2 separate regions of the Homo sapiens genome follow, and region 1 is linked to region 2. Evidence: chromatin contacts called from ENCODE Hi-C or POLR2A ChIA-PET data. All regions are on one chromosome and are shown on one strand. Each heading gives the region's core, a stretch centred on a gene start or an enhancer-like site at or near the end of the contact. The rest is flanking DNA. Distances are from core to core; before and after follow the strand shown. Region 1 holds the start of SLAIN1 (SLAIN motif family member 1). Region 2 has its middle 280 kb from the start of LINC00348.

What was found. Hi-C counts contacts between places; a loop is a spot of excess contacts on that map. ChIA-PET counts read pairs that join two places held with the same protein, here RNA polymerase II (POLR2A). Pooled maps may share reads with other maps.
Region 1: a map of naive thymus-derived CD4-positive, alpha-beta T cell shows a loop between it and region 2 (32-fold over the local background). The contact joins the promoter of SLAIN1 here to the enhancer-like site in region 2. A Hi-C loop is called at or near these places in 1 of 168 maps with a recorded cell type or tissue (naive thymus-derived CD4-positive, alpha-beta T cell) and 6 of 50 pooled maps. POLR2A ChIA-PET finds 5 or more read pairs at or near these places in 1 of 52 experiments (activated T-cell).

Annotation. Positions count from the first base shown.
Region 1 is chr13:77,695,937-77,699,114 of GRCh38, reverse strand. SLAIN1 (SLAIN motif family member 1) reads right to left here and starts at 1,428. Exons shown (of 7, transcript NM_001242868.2): 1 at 576-1,428. The coding sequence starts at 1,201. It overlaps MIR3665 (microRNA 3665), which reads left to right and starts at 999; the gene lies at 999-1,103. RefSeq lists silencers at 361-510, 671-910, 1,111-1,670.
Region 2 is chr13:71,289,352-71,292,611 of GRCh38, reverse strand. No RefSeq gene overlaps it. Among named protein-coding and RNA genes, the nearest start is that of LINC00348, 280 kb to the right of the region's middle. RefSeq lists an enhancer at 1,134-1,423. Within about 2 kb of position 1,496, at least 12 of the 41 ENCODE cell types and tissues checked have a DNase peak (open chromatin) inside an H3K27ac peak, as active enhancers do.

The DNA of each region.
Region 1 (3,178 bases), core at 179-2,678, 6.4 Mb before region 2:
ATGAAAATGCAACGCAAAAGGGCACACGACTGCAAAATTCAAACAGCAAGAACGAACCTCTCTATAAAGAGAGATCCATCACTGCGCGGCTTCCGATGCCACCCGAGGAGGAAGAGCACGCAAATCCTGTCCAGCGTTCGTTTAAAACGAAAGAACAGTAACAGTCGCAGACAGAGGCCAACCCCTACCATCCCCCGTCATCCCTCCGAAAACACTGGGGAAAAGAGCAGCACTGAGCAAAAAGACAAGATGACATGGATTTTGCACTTAATGCTAACGAGGAGCTTGGGACCCAACAATCAGCAAATAGCAGAACCCATGGCAGATGGGGGGAAGGGGGGGCCGGTTCATCCGCAGTCGGAGCGATTAGAAAACAGGTTTCTGCCTTCATGAGAAGCCTCATCGTGGGAAGTGTCACCGCCTGGCTCAACACCTGCTGGGTCGGCCCCTCCGGGAGCCGCGGGGAGTCACCCCGGCTGCCGCGAGGGGACCCCCGTCCGCCCCCCGCCCCCGCTCCCCGGTGCCCGAAGCCCCCGAGGCCAGGGTCTCGGGGAAGGAGCGGAGCCAGGCAGTACCAGGTGTAGTCGTCCTCGTCCCGCCAGGCGGCTACGCTCTCCAGATCCAGCAATTCCACCTCGTCCAGCAGCGTGGGGGGCGGCGAGGGCGGCGCTGCAGCTGCCCCTGGCGGCGTCCCCGCGCCCCCCGGCTCCGGCCCGCCACCGCCCGCGCCGAAGAAGCCTGCTGCCGGCTTGAAGTAGACGAAGGGCGCCTCGGGTGGCTGCGCCAGGCTGCAAAGCAGGGAGGGCGCGGGGCTAGGCAGGCAGAAGGTGCCCGGGAACGCGGGGCTGGAGCCACCGCCGCTGCCACTACCGCTGCCGCCACCGCCCCCCGCGCCCAGCGCCAGCCCGAGCCCCAGGCCCCCTGAGGCCGCGGCGGTGGCCGTGGCGGCCGGGGGGCTCCGAGGACCCAAAGGCTGCAGGCCAGCGGGGGGCGGCGCGGCGGGCGGCGGCGGCGGCAGCAGCAGCAGGTGCGGGGCGGCGGCCGCGCTGGCCGCTCGACTCCGCAGCTGCTCGTTCTGCTTCTCCAGCTTGCGCACCAGCTCCTGCAGCTTCTTCACCTCCAGCTCCGCGTTCACCACCGGCCCGGAGCCCGCTCCAGAGCTGACCCCTGCCGAGGCGCATTTCACCTGCTCCGCCATCATCGTGGGCCCCGAGGGCGCCGCGGCCGCCGGGGAGTGCGCGCCGCCGCGCCGGCTCCTCGGGCCACGGGGAGGCTACGGCTCCTTCCCTGTCGCCCCGGCCTGGGGGGCCGACCACGCGCGGGCTGAGGCCGAGCCGGCGGTTCGCATCAGCACCGGGCCCTCGCCTCCGGCCGCGGCAGCCACCACCGAGCTGATCTGCACATGCTCAGTGCGTCCCTCCAGTCCCCTGGGCGTCGCGGCGGCTCCGGGTTTTAGCCGCGGCCCCGGAGCGGGGCGGGGCAAGAGCGCCGAGGGGGCGGGTGGGGGGGGGGGGGCGGAGAACCGTGGGGAAGCCCACCCAGGGGGCGGGGCCGGCAGCCCGGGTTGGGGCCGGGGAGCCGCACCCACCCTCGCTACCTAATCCCAGGGGCCTGATTGGACCTGGCCTGAACTTTCCCGCCACAAGCACCTCCTCCTGCCGCTTGGTGGGACAGTGAACTGCGCGGGTCTCTGAGGCGGTTGCGGGGACCAGGGGGTTCCCAAAGAAGCAGCTGCAGGTGCTGGCCCTCGAGTAGTGCACCACCGGCCCGCTGGTTTGCTCCCTTCCCAGCTCTCTGTTAGGCTCCGTGACAGCACTTAATAGCCACTGGCTAACGAATCCTATAGAAAACTTAAAGGCTGGGGATCGTTATTCTAAAAACCGAAAAGTGGAGATAGGGGGAACAGAAAGGCTTTGGGACCATGCCACTCATGTTCTCATTGGTAATAGAGAAGCAAAATGGTGGGAGACAGGAGACCGAGAAGAAAGAGAAGAAAGCCCTCTCTCTAAGAGGTAGAGTGGCCAGCTGCTAAGGAGACAAGTGTTTACTTATTTATTCTAAAATAGTCAAATTTGAACTGTTACCATCATTGTTTGTCACAATAAAAGAAGAACTGCTTTTTTTTTCATACTATGTATATTCATGCATTCCCCAAACAAAAGATCTTTGAGCACCTACTCTGTGCCAGGAACCATTCTAAGAGCTCGTGATGCGGGCAATGAGTACAATAGGCAAAAATGGTTATGGGGAGAAATATGAGTAAAATTGTTTAGTGCTCCTTCTATTAAATAATGTGTAAGTTATTAAAGTCAGACTTGCTGGTGGGAAAGCAGAAAACAGAAAACCTCAGAATTCTACCCAATACACTTTAATCTCACCTGCAAACCTGCTATTTCTTACCACTTGGAAAACGAGCAAATCTGCTTTTTTTAAAAGAGGCTTTTAAGCAGAAGAATTTAATCGAGTTGTGTTCAATGAATACTGACTGACTTAGCATTTTGAGTGTTTAACACAATCAGAGGAAAACCTGAGATTATATTATGAGAAAAATCTACACCACTGGTTCTCATCCTCAGATGATATACTATCTAGTGAAAGTCCTTGCTAGGGACTTTACATACCAATCTTTGTGACAATGTACCTCATTTCTCTGGAGCTGCTAACACATCGTATCTATTGGTTTCAGATATGGTTTTGTGTCTTCCTGCTCAGAAACACTTGTATCTTCTCAGTTGTTAATCTACATCTCTAGCTTCTGTGTGCAGGGTGGATGTTCTGCATTTAACATGCTTGGTGAGCGCTTCCATAAATTAGCTAAATGCGTGTGATGACTCCCTTAACCTTCCCTGTGTCCCAGCTTGCTAGCCCACCACCTAACCACCTGTATCACCCATCACCTTTCCAAGTTTCGGTATATCTTTAGGATTTTTTTTGGTTATTACCAAAACCTGGAGAAATGGAGTAATACTACTGAAAGTCCTAAGTAAAGAATCTATTGAAGGATTTTTCCCGCATGCTCAGTGGCAGATGCGGGTAGCAGTATCTCCCTGCAACACAAAGAAAGGGAGACGACAGACACAATGAGAACAAAGAGCTGCTGGGTCCCAGACTAGAGAAAGAAATTGGGAATAGGCACATAATAGTGAAGACAACAAGAATTAAGATGTAAAGAAAAGCC
Region 2 (3,260 bases), core at 247-2,746:
AATGTGATAAATTGGCAGCTGGCACCAGGGAGAGACCATTTCCTGATGGTCCACACCTGTTGCACTAAAGTGTTAAATGAATGCAGATTCCAGGGAGAGGCAACTTACTGGGCATGTGCATTAAGAGACAAAATGGCAAAGTTGGACCTTCCTGGGACACACCACCAGAAAAGGGAAAAAAGCCGCAGATGGGCATGCATACAACTTCCTAAACACTGTGTGTACTTACCTCCCAAGCGTAAGGACACTGTTCATGTGGAAAGCCCACCATAAGGGAAGAATCATGGGGAAGGGACCAGCCTATCAAGTCCTAGGATCAAGGCGAAACATTACACCTGACTTTCACATGCCTGTTTGTGTCTTGTCCAAGCGTACTTTTCTTTCTTTCCTAGTCTAAAGCCTTTTAAAATAAACTTCCACTCCTGTTCTGAAACTTGCCTTGGTCTCTTTTTCTGCCTTATGCCCTCAGTCAAATTCTTTCTTCTGAGGAGGCAAGAATTGAGATTGCTGCAGATCCATACGGATTCGCTGCCAGTGACTCGATGCCTACTATCGGTAACATATTTGGTGCCTTAAGACTCAACTACTTGCACTGGTAACACATTTGGTGCTGTGAGACTCAGATATTTCTCACCCATAACAGTCCCACCCAACACTCACATACCAGTTTTCAGAATTTAGTCCTCTGGTTGGCAAAGTTCCAAGAGAGATTAGGAACTGTTGTCTTTTGTTCTAGATAGCAATATGTCCAACTAAAAATTGAGTTTCTGCTATTAAGGAAGAAGAAGAGAGACATAGTTGAGGTAGAAGACAGGAGTAAAATGAAAGCTAGATGTCTTCTTTTATTGTCTGGCTAAACCACTCCCTTTCTGAAAGGTCAATGTATGGTGTGATGTCCACAGAATCACAGCTAGGGACACTATCTATGTAATTTACAATACTTTAACATTTGAAAAGGGACACCATTTATATGCTGGAACAATAAATATAAACTAAGATCCTCCTGGGAAAATCAAGATATATAAGCACTGCTATCCTAGTTAAGAGAAACCTCACTAGCTCCTGTCATTTACCTTCTCAGTAACCTAAGGCTAATGTCAATGTTTCGGTAACAGACAGATTGCTGTTTCAGTAAACAGTGTTTCGGTAACAGTGAGGGACTAAGTGGCTAAGTTGGCTGGACTTCCTGGGTCAATAGGGACTTCCCTAAGGGGACTTTCCCCTAAGCCAAAAATAAGTCATAGCTGCAAGCTAAGGGATTGAAACTTCAACCAATCAAAGGGGACCTTCCCCTAAGCCAAAATGAGTCACAGCTGCAAGCTAAGGGATTGACACTTCAACCAATCATACAGGGAGTTTAAGCTCTAGCTGCAGCCTGATGTTTTTAACCAATCAAGCCTGCCAACCCACAAGCGGATTGAAAATAAGCTAATTCTATAGGATAGAAAAAGGAAAAGAGGAGGGGTCATAAGGGGATATAAGCATAAGACACCCAAGCCAAAAACGGCAACCTTTCCGGGTCTCCTTCCACCTCGTGGAAGCTTTACTTTCGCTTTCACTTTACTTTCACTTTAATAAATCTTGCTGCCACACACTCTTTGGGTGCACGCATTTCTCCAATTGAGCTGTAACACTCGCCGCTGAGGTCCATGGCTTCATTCCTTGAAGTCCATGAGATCACGAACCCTTTGAGAAAAAAACCTTCCATGAGGAGAAGACTTCTGGTCTCAACAGGAATAATATTAATAACCAATATTAGTAGACCAAACATGTTTGCAGATATCTTGTTTGCTGCCTTCCCCAAACGGCTGAAACATTTTGAAAACAAATGAAAACAACAACAACAAAAATAAAAGTTTTAGAAATAAGTTTATTTAACACAATAGTTAAACTAATTGCTCAAATTCAGAGTAGTGAAAGGCAAAGTCAGGATTTTATCTCCAGTAGTGGTCATTGCTCAAAAATACTGTAAGTAAAACTAACAATCCTTTGTTGACTGGGGCAGAAAAGTACAGTCAAAACAAACAATAGACCACCTAAGACCTGTGGGAAAAAGCTAAGAAATGTTGTTTGTTTGTTTTAGAAACTAGAACTCTCAAAAGCAACACGCACACTTGGGAATTTAGAAAGCCAAGAGGCATGTTCAGAAAACACCTGAGATGACCTTAACCTTTCAGGTTGGGCTGATATTTAGGCTCAGTGCAAGCTAGGCTAACTGTTGAAGGAGTATCCCAGTGAGAGGTGAAGCCAGCTGGGCTTCTGGGTTGGGTGGGGACTTGGAGAACTTTTCTGTCTAGCTAAAGGATGGTAAACACACCAATCAGCACTCTGTGTCTAGCTAAATGTTTGTAAACACACCAATCAGCACTCTGTAAAAACGGACAAATCAGCACTCTGTGTGTAGCTAAAGGTTTGTAAATGCACCAATCAGCATTTTGTAAAAACGGACCAGTCAGCACTCTGTAAAATGGACCAATCAGCAGGGCATGGGAGGGGCCAAATAAGGGAATAAATGTTGGCCATCCCAGCCAGCAGCAGCAACCCGCTGGGGTCTGCTTCCACACTGTGGAAGCTTTGTTCTTTTGTTCTTTATAATAAATCTTGCTGCTGCTCACTCTTTGGGTCTGCACTAGCTTTATAAGCTGTAAAACTCACTGCGAAGGTCTGAGGCTTCACTCCTGAAGTAGGCGGGACCATGAACCCACCAGGAGGAACAAACAACTCCAGACGCGCCACCTTTAAGAGCTGCAACACTAACTGCGAAGGTCTGCGGCTTCATTCCTGAAGTCAGCGAGACCACACACCCACCAGAAGGAAGAAACTCCAGACACATCTGAACATCAGAAGGAATAAACTCTGGACACACCATCTTTAAGAATTGTAACACTTACTGTGAGGGTCTGCAGCTTCATTCTTAAAGTCAGCGAGACCAAGAACCCACCGGAAGGAACCAATTCTGGACACACAAGCATGGAGATAATGTGCAAAGACTGGCAGAGGTCTGTCTGTCTTTTTCTTTTTTTTTGTGTCCCTTCCCTTCCCTTCTCTTTCTTTCCTTTTTCATTCATTCTTTCCTTTTTCATTCATTCTATTTCTTTTCTTTCTCTCTTTCTCCTTCCTTCCTTTCTTCCTATTGGCTCCTTGCCTTCAAAGACATCTCTGTGAAAGCACTAGCTGAACACAAGCTATGCAGAAGAGATGTCAACACTTTACATGATCAGAAATGAAGTTTTTACAGGAATAGTTTGGGTAGGTCACTT